Linked DNA regions of Homo sapiens: region 2 is linked to region 1. A link is a loop called in an ENCODE intact Hi-C map of the cell type or tissue named here. Cell type or tissue: Calu3. All regions are shown on one strand.

Region 1 (8,000 bases):
AAATTCTGCCGATTACACAGCGAGCACTTTGACAAGAGAGCTTGATTTCACATGGGGCCTCCAGACCTGAGGTGAGAGGAGATTGTCCCCAGGTGGAAATAAAGATCTGGTGCTTCCCATAACAAGTTCTCATTAGCCAAAGGCTATAGTGTTGAAAATACATGCTATGTATAAAAGGTGACTTGTCTTCAAATTTTTCTTGTAACTAGAAAGATTGTCAGAATTTTAAATGCTCCACCACCCTAGCCAACATGGTGAAACACCATCTCTACTAAAAATACAAAAATCAGCCAGGCGTGGTGGCACGTGCCTATAGTCCCAGCTACTTGGGAGGCTGAGGCATAAGAATCACTTGAACCCAAGAGGCGGAGGTTGCACTGAGCTGAGATCCCGCCACTGCACACCAGCCTGGGCAATAAAGTGAGACTGTGTCTCAAAAAAAAAAAAAAAAAAAGAGAAGAATGTGGATATTTATTTGCTTGAATTCAGAATCCATTTACCTGGAGCTGAGGCCTATGAAAACCTGGACAAAAAGATCACCAGGCCCCATGCCTATCAGGGAAATCTTTGGAATGATTGCTAATGGGGTGGAGCTGGGCACTGGAGGCACTGAGTGGGAGGAGAAATTCTGTCATGGAGACAGAGGTGTGTCCAGGTAGGCTTGGTGAGAGACACACAGATTCGACATGGGTCCTGAAGGATGCAGAAGGGGGAGGGTGGTGGGGAGGAGGTGAGAAGGGCGTCTGGAAGGGCCAGGAACAGTGTGGATGGGTCAGCATGATCCCTGGTCAGGGGTGAGGGAGGAGACTCTGTGACAAGATTGGGCTGCTTCTCCATGTTGGGCTGCTCTTGCTAACAGGGGAGATGACTGAGAGCAAAGGTTACTTAATGAGATTTTTCTAGACATCTAATATGAGTGTCGCCCAACTGGAACCACAGGCCAGAGTCCATATAGGCTGTGGGAAGTGGGGTATGGCCATAGTGGAACAATGGGAAAACCATCTAAGATTCAGGGCATTTAACTTAGGGGTAGAGAGGAGTGTCGCACTGAAACCCTATTGACTCTAGTGGGGAAGGTACCAGATTCAAGAGGCTGGAGAGGAGACCCAGCGCCAGCAAACAAAACATGAGATTTTGGGGGGGTTTTTTGAGACAGAATCTCCCTCTGTTGCCCAGGCTGGAGCAAGTGGTGCCCTCTCGGCTCACTGAAGCCTCCACCTCCTAGGTTCAAGCAATTCTCCTGCTGCAGCCTCCTGAGTAGCTGGGATTACAAGCGTGCACCACCATGCCCAGCTAATTTTTGTATTTTTGTAGAGATGGAGTTTTACCATGTTAGCAAGGCTGGTCTCGAACTCCTGACCTCAAGTGATCTGCCTGCCTCTGCCTCCCAAAGTGCTGGGATTACATGCGTGAGCCACCGCACCCAGCCCATGAGATTTTACTGGAGGCTTACATACAGGGGAGAGGGCCCAGTGGCCGTGGGCTGGGCAAGATATCGGCCTTCCCTACAGTAAAGTGGTGGCGGCTAGGCAGGAAAACCACAGCTCCTTGCAAAAAGCCCGCAGTTCACGTAGCATTTCTACTTAACACCTTCTCCCTAACAACCTCCACCTGGCAATCCTCACTCAACCCAAAACTCAGGGCCTGAATCCCCGTGTTCCATGGCGTGGGCCAGGGGCTCAGATGTTCCTGATAGACATGGAACAAATCTCCGAGTTCGCCACTCCTGGATTCCCTAGCCCAGAACTCACATTCAGGTGCATCTGCCATACAGAGTCCTTCTCAGGGTACACTTAAATTATTGCTATCATGTGCACTTACCTACAAGGAGTCAGGGTTCAGTAGAAGTAAGGCTGTCTTTCTCATAATAGAAGGGCCAGGTCATGGCAGACTTTGCACCTGGGTTAAGTCGAGGCAGAGAGGTTTCCTCTCATGTGCCATTTCTGAGGAAATCATAGCACCTGCCTGGAGGGCTGTGCTGAGAAGGACATCAGCTCCTCAGAATTTCCCACAGACCTCTGCGTGAACAGCCCTGTTCCCCTCCCTGACTGCATTTCCCACCGCTGCGCTGAGCTGGGCTCACCATGGGGAAAAATGGCCCAACGGTTAGCCCTACCCCTCAGTGGGGCCATCTTTACGTTGACACAATGCCAACCACAACATTCCCATCCCTGAGCAAGTTTATGCAGCAACTGTAACACTTGAACCCTGGCTGGGAGAGGTCCTTGTGGAGCTTTTCCAACTCTAACGTTTTAGGATGGAACCAAGGTGATAAAAACACAAAACTTAACTCCTACTTAGATGGGGCCAAGATGAAATTGACCAGGCTTTCATAACAGAGAACTGCAGAGTCCCTGTTCACCTTCGGCTGTCAAGTGGATTAACCAGTACTCAAAAGGTGTTTCAAAACCCAAAGCACCACAGCAAAGAATTCAACCAGTGAAATATTAATGGGTTGTGCTGGAAGATAAAATTAAATACTTAGTATTTGTCGAGTACCAAAGAAAATTACACCAAATAACTCAAAACGAAATATTTAATTAGCTGCTCTGAAACGGATTTGTTCTGAAACCATTAATCTCATTAACACACACAACTTCCCTTTCACAGTACCTGCTTTGTTTTTGTATGAGGCCGACACGCAGCTCACATTTGTCTACTTGTGTATGTGGATATCTCTAAGAGCCTCCTCGTAATACAAACTGTGTTTCTGCTTCCTTGCTTCCCATATTTGTGGGTAACATTCATTATCCACAAAACAAAATAAAGAAATTGCTCCAAATGAGAAACAGTCGATGTTTCCAACTGCACAGAGAAGGGGCTATTTTTCCAACGTGCACTGCAGATGTGGCAGCTGAATGCATGTGCACACGAAAACGCTAAATGAACAGCCCGCATAATCGTGACAATTATACGTTGCAATATGTTCTGTTTCTACTCATTAACTCGGGAAGTTCCAAGGAGGGGTAAAAAGTCGGTCGTTCTGTTCTCTTAAAACTGCAGCTTTGTGGACTCTACCTGCTTACTGATAAATTTGACATTATTGAAAAAATACTGTAATAAATTTAGAAACAAAGATTATTCCCACTGAAAAATTATATAATTAACATTTTGAAAGCAGCTGGGATCGGGAGTATTGGAAATAATACCAATACAATACTGCCATCTAGAGGAAACTGGGAGAAACCACAGCCCTTTTTTATTTTTCTGATTGCCGTCTTCCCAGTTGTAAAATCAGCAGCGTAATAAAAGGGTTTGCTGGCTGGTATATGTGATAACGATGGGGAAGGGAGACTCACAGTTCCAAATAATGCAATCTTTAGATGAGAGATCTCAAAATTTTTCTTCACATCCCTGAACTCTGAGGCGTCGGAGACGTTGAGGAGGGGCATGTTAACCAGAAAAAGAGGGGCAAACTCAGATCTCCACGAGGCCCGCCAAGAGCCTGAATGCATGTGCAGCCCAGTCTTAGTATTGCCCTTCCTTTTTTTGCGTGTTTTTGGTTGTTTGTTTGTTTAAGGAAAGCTGAAAATGTGTACATGTGTGTGAAATCTCCAGATATTTTAATTTGGCAACTTCTAAAAAATTTAGCTGTGCGGTCTGAATAAAACATGTCTGAGGACCAGCTTTGGCTCAAAGACAGCCAGTTTGTGACAGCCAGTTTGTGATCTTTGGGATAGAAGAAAAAATATTGCCAGTGAATACTGACCAAATGAGAAAGGAAGAGAGAACCCAGGGGGCTGTTACCAGCTTAGAAATGTGTCAAGTGCTTATGTGCCACACTGAAATGCCAGTCTAGACAAGATTCGAACACAGCATTGGATTTAGCTGTCCTGCCCTCTGTAATTTATACAGCTGTGCAGTGTAAGGCTTAATGAAACCGTGCACCGTCTTTTATTATTATTATTATTATTATTATTATTATTATTATTATTACTTATTTAGTTATTTATTTTGAGATGGAGTTTCACTCTTGTCACCCAGGCTGGAGTCCAAGGGTGCGATCTTGGCTCACTGCAACCTCTGCCTCCCAGGTTCAAGTGATTCTCCTGACTCAATCTCCCGAGCAGTTGGGATTACAGGCGCGTGCCAGCACACCTGGCTAATTTTTGTATTTTTAGTAGAGACGGGGTTTCATCACATTGGCCAGGCTGGTCTCGAACTCCTGACCTCAGGTGATGCGCCCACCTCGGCCTCCCAAAGTGCTGGGATTACAGGCGTGAGCCACCATGCCCGGCCTGTGCACCATCTATCTGCAAATGCAGTAAGTGGTTTCCCCACTCACACGCTGATTCATCAGTAGGTTAGGCCAGTCCTTTCTCTACCCTGGTTACACCTGAGAAATCTCCCCCAGGAGTTCATCACCAGTTAATGGAAGACACAATGGGAGAGAAAGAAAGGAGAAGAAAGCACTAAAATAAAGTCAAAGACAGAAATTGCCAAAGAAGACAGGGGCTGTTGTTCTGATGTTTTCAAATAATCACATCATTGAACCAGGAAAAAAAATCATAACTAATAGTGGCCACAATGTCAAATAACCAAAAGAGACTTAGAGAAAAAAATGTGTACAAAGTGATGCCAGGCTCTGTATGTGCCTCTATTGAGTAAATAAATTTTTGCAGGTAGGGAACACAGTGCCAAGCAAGTTGAGAGGTTGCCATTGATTTGCACTCTCAGCTAATTTGCACTGAGGTGCTCCAGCTCGTTTTCCCTCTTGGTTAAATAATTGAGGGGTTATAACTGTCACAGAACAAAGAAAACCATGACATGAGTATCACAACTTTTGTATCTGATTCCACATACTTCTGATAAACAGATTAAGGAAGGACATTTCAAATACGTGTATGGGAGAGATCGGGAGGGAAAGGTTCACGGGCATGAGCAGTCAGAGAGGTGAGGCAGGTGCAGCTTCCCAACTCGCCCTTCTCTTCCTTGTTCCATTGTTTCAATGTATGAAAAAGGAGTGTTGAAATGTACTCTTGCAATTGTGGATTTGTCTGGTTCTTGCCTTAATTGCATGAGCTTTTGTTTCATGCATTTTGAAGCTCTGTTATCATGTACTTCTTATATAAACATATTTAGGATGTGTGTGCTTTGTTGGTAAATTAACCCTTTCCTCAATATGAAATGTCCCTCTTTATATGTAGTAACAATCTTTGTCTTGAAGGCTACTTTGTGTGAAATTGATATAAGCATACCAGCTTTCTTATGCCTACTATTTTGTAATACATAATTTCCCCCTCCTTTTTGACATGTGTATTTATACTTACATTTCATCATTTATGGGCAACACACTGTGGGTCTTACATTTTTATTCGGTCAGAAGTTCTCTGCCTCTTGAATAAAGAGTTTAGGCAGTTCACTTTAAGTAATTATTAATATGACTGGGTTTAATTGTATTATCTTGCTATTTGTTTTGTGTTTTTCCAGTTGTTTTTTTTTTTCTTTTTTCTGAGATGGAGTCTTGTTCGGTCACCCAGGCTGGAGTGCAGTGGCGTAATCTCAGCTCACTGCAACCTCCGCCCCCCAGGTTTAAGCAATTCTCCTGCCTTAGCTTCCGAAGTCGCTGGGATTACAGGCACGTGCCACCACACCTGGCTAGTTTTTGTATTTTTAGTAGAGGCAGGGTTTCACCATGTTGGCCAGGCTGGTCTCGAACTCCCAGCCTCCCAAAGTGCTGGGATTACAGACATGAGCCACCGCGCACAGCCTTTCCATTCTTTTTTGTTTGTTCTTGTTCCTCCATCTCTCCTTGCTTGTTTTCTTTTGAATTAACCAGATTTTTAATATTCTGTGTCTTCCATTGAGGTTTTAGCTATGTCTTATTTTTTATAGCAGCTACTCTAGTGAGTAGAACATTCACCCTTACCTTATTACACACTACAGAGTAATATTCCACTTCATGTGAAGTGCAAGGTGCTTTCAAGAGTATAGTTTCATTTTTGTCCCCTGAGCTATTGTCATATTTTGTTCAACATATATTGTAAATTTCGAAATGCAATATTACCTTTGCTTCAAAGTGTTACATGTTTCTTAAAGAAGTTGAGAAGTAAGGTTGGACACAGTGGCTCATTCCTTTAATCCCAGCACTTTGGGAGGCCAAGGCAGGAGGATCACTTGAGGCCAGAAGTTCAAGACCAGCCTGGCCAACATAACAAGACCCTGGATAAAATAACTTTTCATCTTCCAATTGATCTCAATTTTTAAAAAGATAAAGAAAAAAAGAAATTGAGAACAAAACAGTATTTTTTATATTTATCCATGTATTTAAAATTTCTGGTCTTTGCTTTACTTCCGTAGGTCTGAGTTTTCATCTAATGTCATTTATTTGGAGGCTAAAGAACTTCCGTTAGCATTTCTCATAGTGTAGATCTGCTGGCAACATATCTTTTCAGCTTTTTAAAAATGGATCTGAAAATCTATTTTATTCTAATTTTTGAAGGATATTCATGCTGGATAAAGTTAGCATGAAAACACCTGTCTTTGCTGACAGTTTTCCTTCTTCTTTCAATGAGTTTAAGAAGTTCTTATATGTCTTCTGGCCCTCATTACTTCCCAGTAGAAGGCATTTGTCATATGCATCTTTGTTCTCCTGTGTTGGGTCTTTTTTTCTTTGGCTTCTTTTAAGATTTTCTAAGTGGAGTTCTCTTTGTACTTATCTTGTTTGGGATTTACTGAGCGTCTTGGATGAATATTAATTTTTTACTACCCAATTTTGGGAATTTTCAGGTATTATTTTCTCAAATATTTTTTCTGCCCATTCCCTCCCTTCTCCTTTTCTTGAATCCCAATTATGTGGATGTTAGACAACTTAATAATCTCACATGATCACTAAGTCTCTGTTCATTGTTTTCATCTTTCCACTTTTTTCTCTTTCTTCTTCAGATGGGATAATTTTTATTGATTTCTCTTCAAGTTCACTGTACCTTTTCTTGTGAAGTCTCCAATCTGCTGTCAAACCCCTCCAGTAAAGTCTTCATTTCTAACAGCATACCTTTCGGTTATAGAATTTTCATTTGTTTCTTTTTATAAGGCTCATTGCTCTATTGAGGTTTTCCATTTGAGGTTTTCCACCTGTTCACTTATTGTGGCCATGTTTTCCTTTTTACCTCTGAACATATTTGTAATGGCAATCTTAAAATTTTAGTCTTTACAACATCTGAACTCTATAGTTCAGTTTAGTCTTTACAACATATAAAACTCTATTCCCATTAACTGGGTTTTGTTCCCTTGATCATGAGTAACATAATTCTAACTTCTTATATGTCTAGAAATTTTTTATTGTATGCTGGGCATTAGGTGTGATACATTATGAAGAGTCTAGATTATGTTGTCTTCTTTAAAGAATGTTAGTTTTGTTCTGCAAAGCAGTCAGTTGGTGCCAAGTTCCCCTACTCTGGCTTGGTTTTATTCCTTTTTCAGGGTGGTTCTGTTTTACATTTATTCCTAGTCCAGGACATTATTGCAGGAGTTGGCAAATATTGTGTGCATAGGACCAGGTAGTAAATATTTTGGCCTTTGTGAGTCAAATATGGTCTCTGTCTCATTTTCCTTCTTCCTCTCCTTTCCCCACTCCTCCTCTTCCTTCACCTTCTCCTGATGCTGCTGCTTCTAAAATGCAGAATTATTCTTGGATTGTGGGGTGCACAAATCAAGCCCAGAAGCCAGATTTGGCCACAGTTTTCTGACCTGTGCCCTAGAACATGATCCTACTCCTAGCACGTGGCCTTTATGAGGTTTGAAGCATTCACTGAAAACATTCCATCTGGTTTGTCCAAAACTCCAATGTCTCACAGTACCATACAACCCCTAGCCAATCAAAAGCCACTCTCTGCTAAGCCTCATGAAGCCTCACTCGGTGTATCTGCCTCCTAGCCCTGAGTGAAGGACCCGTAAGAAACCCATATCCTCCTTACCTGCACTAAAGTCCATAAACTGCACCAGACAGAAAGCTGCAGTGACTGTGTGGTTCACTTCTCTCAAGGAATATGGTCTCACGT
Region 2 (8,000 bases), 54 kb before region 1:
AATAATTTCAGAAGGAATGGTATCAGCTCCTCTTTGTACGTCTGGTAGAATTCAGCTGTGAATCCATCTGGTCCTGGACTTTTTTTGGTTGGTAGACTATTAATTATTGCCTCAATTTCAGAGCCTGTTATTGGTCTATTTAGAGATTCAACTTCTTCTTTTTTTTTTTTTTTTTTGTGAGACAGAGTCTTGCTCTGTCATCCAGGCTGGAAGCATGATCTCCGCTCACTGCAACCTCTGCACTCTGGGTTCAAGCAATTCTCTTGCCTCAACTTCCTGAATAGCTGGGATTACATGTGTGTGCAACCATGCCTGACTAATTTTTGTATTTCTAGTAGAGACGGGGTTTCACCGTGTTGGCCAGGCTGGTCTCGAACTCCTGATCTTAAGTGAACCACTCACCACGGCCTCCCAAAGTGCTGGGATTAGAGGCACAAGCCACTGCGTCCTGCCCAGATCTCATCTTTAAGGATCCTTTTTCTAGGGAAGCTTTCCCTATCTCCCCAAAGCTAAGTCCATGTTCCTTTTATGTGATCAGAGTCTCCTGGCTCATCTCAAACATCACCTTGACCATGTTGAGTTATGATGGTTTACTTGGAAGTTATCTACCTGTCTCTCCTACTAGACTATAAATGCAAGGAGGACAAGAGCTAGGTGTCTGCTTTGTTCGCTATGCCATCCCTAGCCCTCTCCAAAGTACAGTGCCTGCCACATAGCAGGTGCTCCATAAATATTTGTTGAATTTATTGAAGAAACCTACTGATCTGCTAACTCTTATGATCCACCTGGCCACTGTGACAACTTCCAGGAAACAAATACATGAGCCCTGATGGCATCAAATATGTGCTTTCTCTAGGGCAGCTGTGTGAAACCATAGAAGCAATGGCAGAACCTTCTAGAAGCCTCTTCATTGTCCTTGCTCTCTAAGCACATGAAACAGACACAGTACGGTCCTTATTCTCAAACGAGCCTGAATTCCCACGAAGGATAATGGACACACAGAAAGCCAAGGTGCACCCACAAAAGACAACAGCAGAGAGAAGGCAGTGAGCAGTTAAAGCCCACAGAAGAGAGGTCTCTTCCAAGAAGAGGCAGGGACCATCCCCAGAGGACTTGGCAAACAGATAGCATCTGAAAAGGTGGATTAAATTGGCAAAGTGTTGAAAACATGCAGACTCTACTCTTCAAGTCTCTGCAAAAAGGTAGCCATGGGAAAACCAGAGCCGCCCTGAGGTGGGGGGAAACCCTTGTAGCTAGAACCGATGATTCACAAAGGAAGAGGAGAAGAACCGAAAGCCTAGAAACAGCTCAGATAGATCATGGAAGTCTGAACTCCAGGTTATAGAGTTTGCACCCTGATCTCTAGGTAATAGAGAGCCTTGGAGAGTTTTAGGGGCATGTTTCCCTCAAAGTAGAGGTTGGGGACAATTAATCTGGCAAGATGAAGGAAGTGTCAGAAGAAGGAGGCTCCAGCAGCAGAGGGGTAGGCTAGGAGGCTGCAGTAGTGGTAGTGAGGTCAGAAGGGACTCATCTCTTCCAGATCAATCTGGACCACGGAGGCAAAGTGAGGAAGAAATGAGGTGAAGGGAAAGGAGGGCCAGGCTTGGGGGTGCATTGTGAGTAAAGAAGGATTTGATTTTTTTTTTTTTGAGACGGAGTTTCACTCTTGTTGCCCAAGCTGGAGTGCAAGGCATGATCTTGGCTCACTGCAACCTCTGACTCCCCAGTTCAAGCAATTCTCTTGCCTCAGCCTCCTGAGTACCTGGGATTACAGGTGTGCACCACCACGCCCAGCTAATTTTTTGTATTTTTAGTAGAAACAGGGTTTCACCATGTTAGCCAGCCTAGTCTCAAATTCCAGACCTCAGGTGATCTGCCTGCCTCGGCCTCCCAAAGTGCTGGGATCACAGGCGTGAGCCACCACACCTGGCCAAGAAGGATTTGATTTTACCTGAAGTATTTTAATTATTTACAATAAAAATGTATTTATGTGAAACTTAAGTGATTAAAAAGTATTAAAATTTTTTGAAGGAACAAGCAAGGGAAATAATAAGAAAGAAAGAACTAAAGGAAGTTGAAAGAAAAAGAAAGATTGAGGTAGAGCAGGAAGAAAGGAAGACAGGGAAGAAAGAAAATAAGAAAGTATAATTCAGTAGATTCAGGAGGATTACTCATTGAGAAATATTTACTGGGTGCCTTCGATGTGCCAAGTGCTCTTATAGGCACTAGGGTAAAATAATAGATAGGATAGAAAAAATTTCTTCCCTCGTGGAACTTATATTTAATGGAAAAGACAGATAATAAACAAGCTGATGCATAATTCCAAATAGTGATATGAAAATTTTTTAAAAAGCTAGCAGTATAAAAGGAGAGAGAATGTTCCTGCTATCTATTATTATATAAATATCAACCACCAAAGAGTGGGTTTTAATAATCATCATCCTTTGTTTTTTGTCTCGATTCTGCAGGTTGGGCGGGGCTGAGTGGGGACAGCCCATCTCAGCTCTACTCAGCATCTCTGGAGCAGCTCTGAGGTTAGAGGCTGGAACCATCTGGAGCCTTTTTCTCTCACCTGTCTGGAGTTGATGCTGGCTGGCAGCTGGCATCTGACACGGTACTGTTGGCTGGAACATCACATGGCCTCTCCATGTAGTATAGGCTTCCTCACAATATGGTGGGTAAATCCCAAGCGCAAACATCCTAAGATAGATGAGAGACAGGGACAGAAAGGGGGCATGAGTGGCAGGCTGGCACTACCTTGCATCTTCTAATCTAGACTCAGGGGTCCTCCAGCACCACTTCCATTGCATTCTCTTCCTAGAGGTGAGTCACTAAAGCCAGTCCATATTCAAGAAGTGGAAAATTGGATTCCACCTTTTTATAGGAGGCGTGCTAAATAATTTGTAGATGTCACAGACAACAATGTGAGAGAATGGTATGTATACCAGATGGTTAGTAAAGGGGACTCCAAATTCCATATCAGTCAGGATTCTCCAGAAAAACAGAACCAATAGGAAATTAGATAGATAAATAGATAGACAGATAGACTGATAGATTGATAGATATGATACACACATACATATATGCACAGATCTATGTAGATACACATGTACAGTACATATATAAGCCTATATACATATGTATATGTATATGCAGGCATATGTGTATGCATGTGTGTGTGCATGTATATGTAGATATAAAGAGTTATATTTTAAGGAGTTGGCACATACAATTGTGGGAGCTGGCAAGTCTGAAATTCACAGGTCAGGCCAATAGACTGGAAACCTGGGCAGAAGTTAGAGGATTGGGAACCACTGGAAGATTCTGGGCAGGGGAGTAGTATGATCCACTTCACTCCATTTAAAGACAGCACTGGCTGCCGGGGAGGAGGTATGCTGGAAGGATTGCCAAGTGTGAGCAGCTCCCAGGTCCAGGAGTGGGGAAGGATGAGTCGAAGAGGCACTGTGCAGGACAGCCCTGAGCTTCCCATGCCCACTGATGGAGCACAGTCGCCATGAGACAGAAACCAAGAAATCATCCTGGGGAGTGGCTTAGGGATTCTGTTAGAGAAAAATTAGTTTTGAAACAAAAACTGTACAACCCTCTAGAATAAAAGCAGTGGGAATTCAGGCCTAGAGCTGGCCTGCTGGCTCAGGGCTGCAGGTACGCTTCTCAAAGGCAGGGCTTAGAGGTGGTGTCTGAAACCATGGGCCTGAGGGGCTCAGGAAGGGCGAGAGAGGGAAGAGGGCACAAGACCTCCCAGCCACCAGCTCCTTAGGATTATCTATTCATGGCCACAGACAGAGGTTTCACGTGTTGAGGCAAGAAAAAGAAAACAGTTTGAAGAGAACACTCCTCTGTTCTCAGCCTCCTGAAAAGGTCACGCGTGTGATGAGGTATTAAAGGCAGTCCGGGAGACAGTTGAGGGCCAGCAGTATGCAGGCATGCATTACTTATGAGACTCCACTGAAATGTAAATTGGGGTGAGTTTATTGGTTCCCTTGGTCTTAAATGGAATCATAAAGTATTCACTGGGTCCAGCGAAGGCCTTTGAGATCTGGAGCTCTGCAAGAAATATGCGGCATACTAAGGTTACATTAATAAAAAATAAATAAATCCGTGTCCAAGAAACTCTTGCTTGTGCACTATAAAACTGCCCATTCTGTAGATATTAATGTTTAATGTGTTTGTAAAAAGCAGTCGGCTTTGCCGAGCACAGCAACAAAAACATCCCTCACCCCTCAGTACTTAACATCTCAGCACGTCTCCTAAGTGCTCTGGTGGAGAACACGCCAGCCTGGGTGGGAAAAGAGAGTTCTGGACAGTGCCTACTGGAGCCACATTAAAACACTGTTTCCCTAAGAGAAAACGTGCTCGTTTCCTCACCCATCAGCCGCTGCTACTGATGTAAGGGCGAGTCAGACTTGCATGCCCCCCCTCCACATACGACTGGCCTGCCGTGCTCAGGAGAAATGGTAAGAGAAATTGCCGTTCTCAACTGAATACGTAATGACTAGAAATCTGTTTAGAGAAAGGCACTCAAAAGATAACTGCTTCAAAACAAACAAGGTTTGTTTTATGGAAAAGATCTGATAAACACCTGACTCAGAGGAGCACAAATATTTCGCTTCAGACCACAGACGCAACCCCACCTGTTTCCTAGACGTTTCTAGAAAGTTCACACCAATCGATGGGCATCATCGCTTTCCTAGGCACGTCTGATCGGCTGCACTTGGTAGCTGTGATGTTCTGCTTTTGGTCCTGACTCAGTGCAGAGAAATTTCTGCTTCCCCTAAGCTGATCTGCAGTTGGGAAACAGGCTGCCACACCTAGACCTGCTGACCAAGCCTTACCGTGTTACCTTACACCTTGAGGAGCCACTGGGAACTAAATGGTAAAATAAGAACGGACTGTTACACAGAACAGAGCTAAACACTCAGGAATGGGAATAGATCGTTAAACCCAGCATCAGGTGCCCCACCCCACTCACCAGCAAACTGTAGCAAGGATCTGCAAAAAAGGAGTGGGAACAATAGCTAGAGACAGTCTCTCTCTCTCTCTGTCTCTCTCTGTCTCTCTCTCTCTCTCTGTATCTCTGTCTGTCTCTCTCTGTCTCTCTGTCTCTCTCTCTCTGTCTCTCTGTCTCTCTCTCTTTCTCTCTGTGTCTTTCTCCACATTCTGGAATTCAGCAGATCCATTTTCATTTCTGTCTAGACTTCAGCACCCACTGACTGTCTACCTGATGTCATGGACCAAGCTCTCCCTGACAGAACAAGCCTTCTAGCTTTAGAAGTGCTGGGAGAAACTTGGGGCCCTGCTTCTTATATGATAAGTGGAAGTCAGGCTTAACATGCTCCAAAGGAAAAGCTTTGCTTCTCACATCCAGTATTGTGGAGTCAATCGTATTCCCCAAAATATGTGCTGAAGTCTGAATCCCTGGTACTTGTGAATGTGACCTTATTTGGAAACAGGGTCTTTAGAGATGTAATCAAATTAAGATAAACCCCTCCTGGCTTAGAATGGGCCTTAAATCCAATGACTGGTATCCTTGCAAGGAGAGGGAATGGGAGACACACAGACATACAGGGGGAAAGACCGTGTGAAGACGGCAGCAGAGACTGGAGGGACGCTGCCACAACCAACAAATGCCAAGGACTGCCTGCAACCACAAGAAGCTAGAAGAGCCAAGGAAGGATTCTCCCCTAGAGACTTCAGAGAAATGATGGCTCTGCCAACATCTAGATTTCAGACTTTAGTCCTGTAAAACTGTAAGACAATACATGTCTGTCGCTATAAGCCACCCAGCTTGCAGCAGTGTGTTATGGAAGTCCTACAACACGAATGCACCCAGGGATACATGTGGGGAAGCTCAGGAATAAAAAAAGAGAAATGCCTGAGCTCAGTGGCACCAATGAGATCACGGTGAACACGAAGATATTCAGAACTGGCCCCAAAGAGGCCTCCCATTAGGGCCACACTGAGGTTACCAATAAAGCCCAACCAGGCAGGATGTGCTCAGGACGTATCTGTCCTCCTGAAGTTTCCAGGCAGTGTCAGCCACGAGAAAGGTGTCTCCAAGAGCCTTACCAAGGCAACAGAAGAACTGAGATGAGAGAAGTTGAACGCCCAGAGAGGTTGGGAACAGGGAGGAGGCTCAAACAGCTGTGTGCCCAGACAGCCACGTCGCATCATAGTCTGCTCCAAGGAGGGGGGCTGACTATCCCCAAATAGTTCCCCTCCAGCCTGCCACTAAATTGTTGTTTATTTCTAAAATGCCTTAGCTAAGAAGCACATAAACCACTCTCCACTGGTGCCATGACTCTTCCCCACTGGGACCCAGGAGCTGGAGCAGGACCTAGTAGAGACTAGACACTCCATAGCAATGAGCTGAATGACTGCACTGTGAAGGAATGCATGATTTGGTAAAAGCAGAGAGAAGAGAGGAGCCCCCTTTAGATCCCAGAAAGTTAAGCGGAGGAGAGTCGAGGGCTGCAGGAAGCACAGCAGAGAGGGGCTTCTGGAAATGGTGAGCAGAATGGGTGCCTTGGAGGGCGGCTCTGAAATGCCAGGGTCACTTAGTGACCCGGAATTTGCTAACCCTCCAGCCTTCTCTCACTCCCTTCTCTTACGTTTTATGCCCAATTCCTAATTGTTTCCAGTTGTCTGCACTTGCCTTGCTATTTTGGGCATCAGGCCTTTGCGCATGCTGTTCCCTGAGCCTGGAAGGTTGTCCTGTTGCATTCTCCAATACCATTGCTTGTCATCCCCTCCTCTAGGAAGCCCTCCTGGATAACCCCATCCAGTGCCTACTTGCACATCCCATGGTATTGCAACAACCTGGGGCCTTCCAGGGCTCCCTCTTTAGCTCACCTCTATAACTTCAGAAACTGAGACAAACTCCAGGTGAATGTCTCACTTAACTGGGGTGGGATGGGATGGGATGGACAGGATGGGACAGGATGGGATGGGAGTAGGGGGATGTGGAGAGGCAAGAATGACAAGGATGAGGATGGGGCTGGCCCAAAGAGGGGAAATACCAAATGAGGAATGGGCCAATAACCAAGACAGATTTGGGGTCTGAAGGGATTCTGCCTGGAATAAACCTGGTTTTGAGTCGTCCGTGAATGCCCTTTAAAACAGAGTGTGGACATATTTATTTAGGGAAGAAACTAAAGTAACGTGATTTGCCCCGTTTTTTGCTCCAAGTCCTCCTGGTTTGGCTTCTGGGATCTGCTTTCCCTAGACAGCCTCACGCTGGCATCCAGCAGCAAACAATCTTGTGGACAATTAATGTCAGCTGTTCTAGAAAGTCAAACCATGACTTCTTGGAATCAAGTCTGCCATCAGCTCATTGAAATGGACCTGCCTCCTTCCCCTTTTCTCTCTTGAATGATGAGGAAGTGAATGAATGAGTGAATGAATGAATGAATGAATGTGGTTTATCATGGCAGGATAAATAATACTTGGCCCTAACAACAAGCATAGCAGTGTGGAAACAGCACAGGTTTTGGAGTCAGATGGGCCCAGTTTAATGTCACTTCCTAGCTCCATGACCTTCTGCAAATGGCTGTCCCTCTGAGGGGCCCCAGTCTCTCAGCAACAATATGGTTGTTACTGAGAATTAAAGATCAATATATAAAGTTTCCAGCACCTAACAGGTGCTTCGTATCAAGAGTTTCCTTCCTCATTCCTCCATCCTCTCCTTCCTCTCTCCTTTGTTCCTTCCTTACAATCATTAACATTTGATAAACACCTACCAGATGGCAAGCCTTGCATGCAAGGGGCTTTCCTGTACATCTTCTCATTTAATCATTGCTCACATCCTTATAGGGTGAAGGCTAAGGTTAAATACTCTCCTGCATTCGTTTTCTAGGGCTGTTGTAACAAAGTACCACACACCAGGTGCTGAAAATCACAGAAATTTATTATTTGACAGTCTGGAAGCTGCAAGTCCAAGATCAAGATGTTGGCAGGGTTGCCTCCTTCTGAGTGCTGTGAGG

Evidence for each region. Hi-C counts contacts between places; a loop is a spot of excess contacts. Peaks named below come from ENCODE experiments on the same cell type or tissue, not always from the same donor. Only the 100,000 strongest peaks of a DNase experiment are listed, where the experiment ranks them.
Region 2: a loop joins it to region 1, with 3.0 times the contacts of the local background. A loop is called at or near these places in 4 of 110 quality-filtered maps.

The regions. Positions count from the first base shown.
Region 1 is chr4:27,043,691-27,051,690 of GRCh38, reverse strand. No RefSeq gene overlaps it. Among named protein-coding and RNA genes, the nearest start is that of LINC02261, 170 kb to the left of the region's middle. In Calu3, a CTCF peak has its summit at 3,232; no DNase peak of the experiment used is centred here.
Region 2 is chr4:27,097,701-27,105,700 of GRCh38, reverse strand. No RefSeq gene overlaps it. Among named protein-coding and RNA genes, the nearest start is that of LINC02261, 120 kb to the left of the region's middle. RefSeq lists an enhancer at 3,659-4,159. In Calu3, no CTCF peak of the experiment used is centred here; DNase peaks (open chromatin) are centred at 4,430 and 4,790.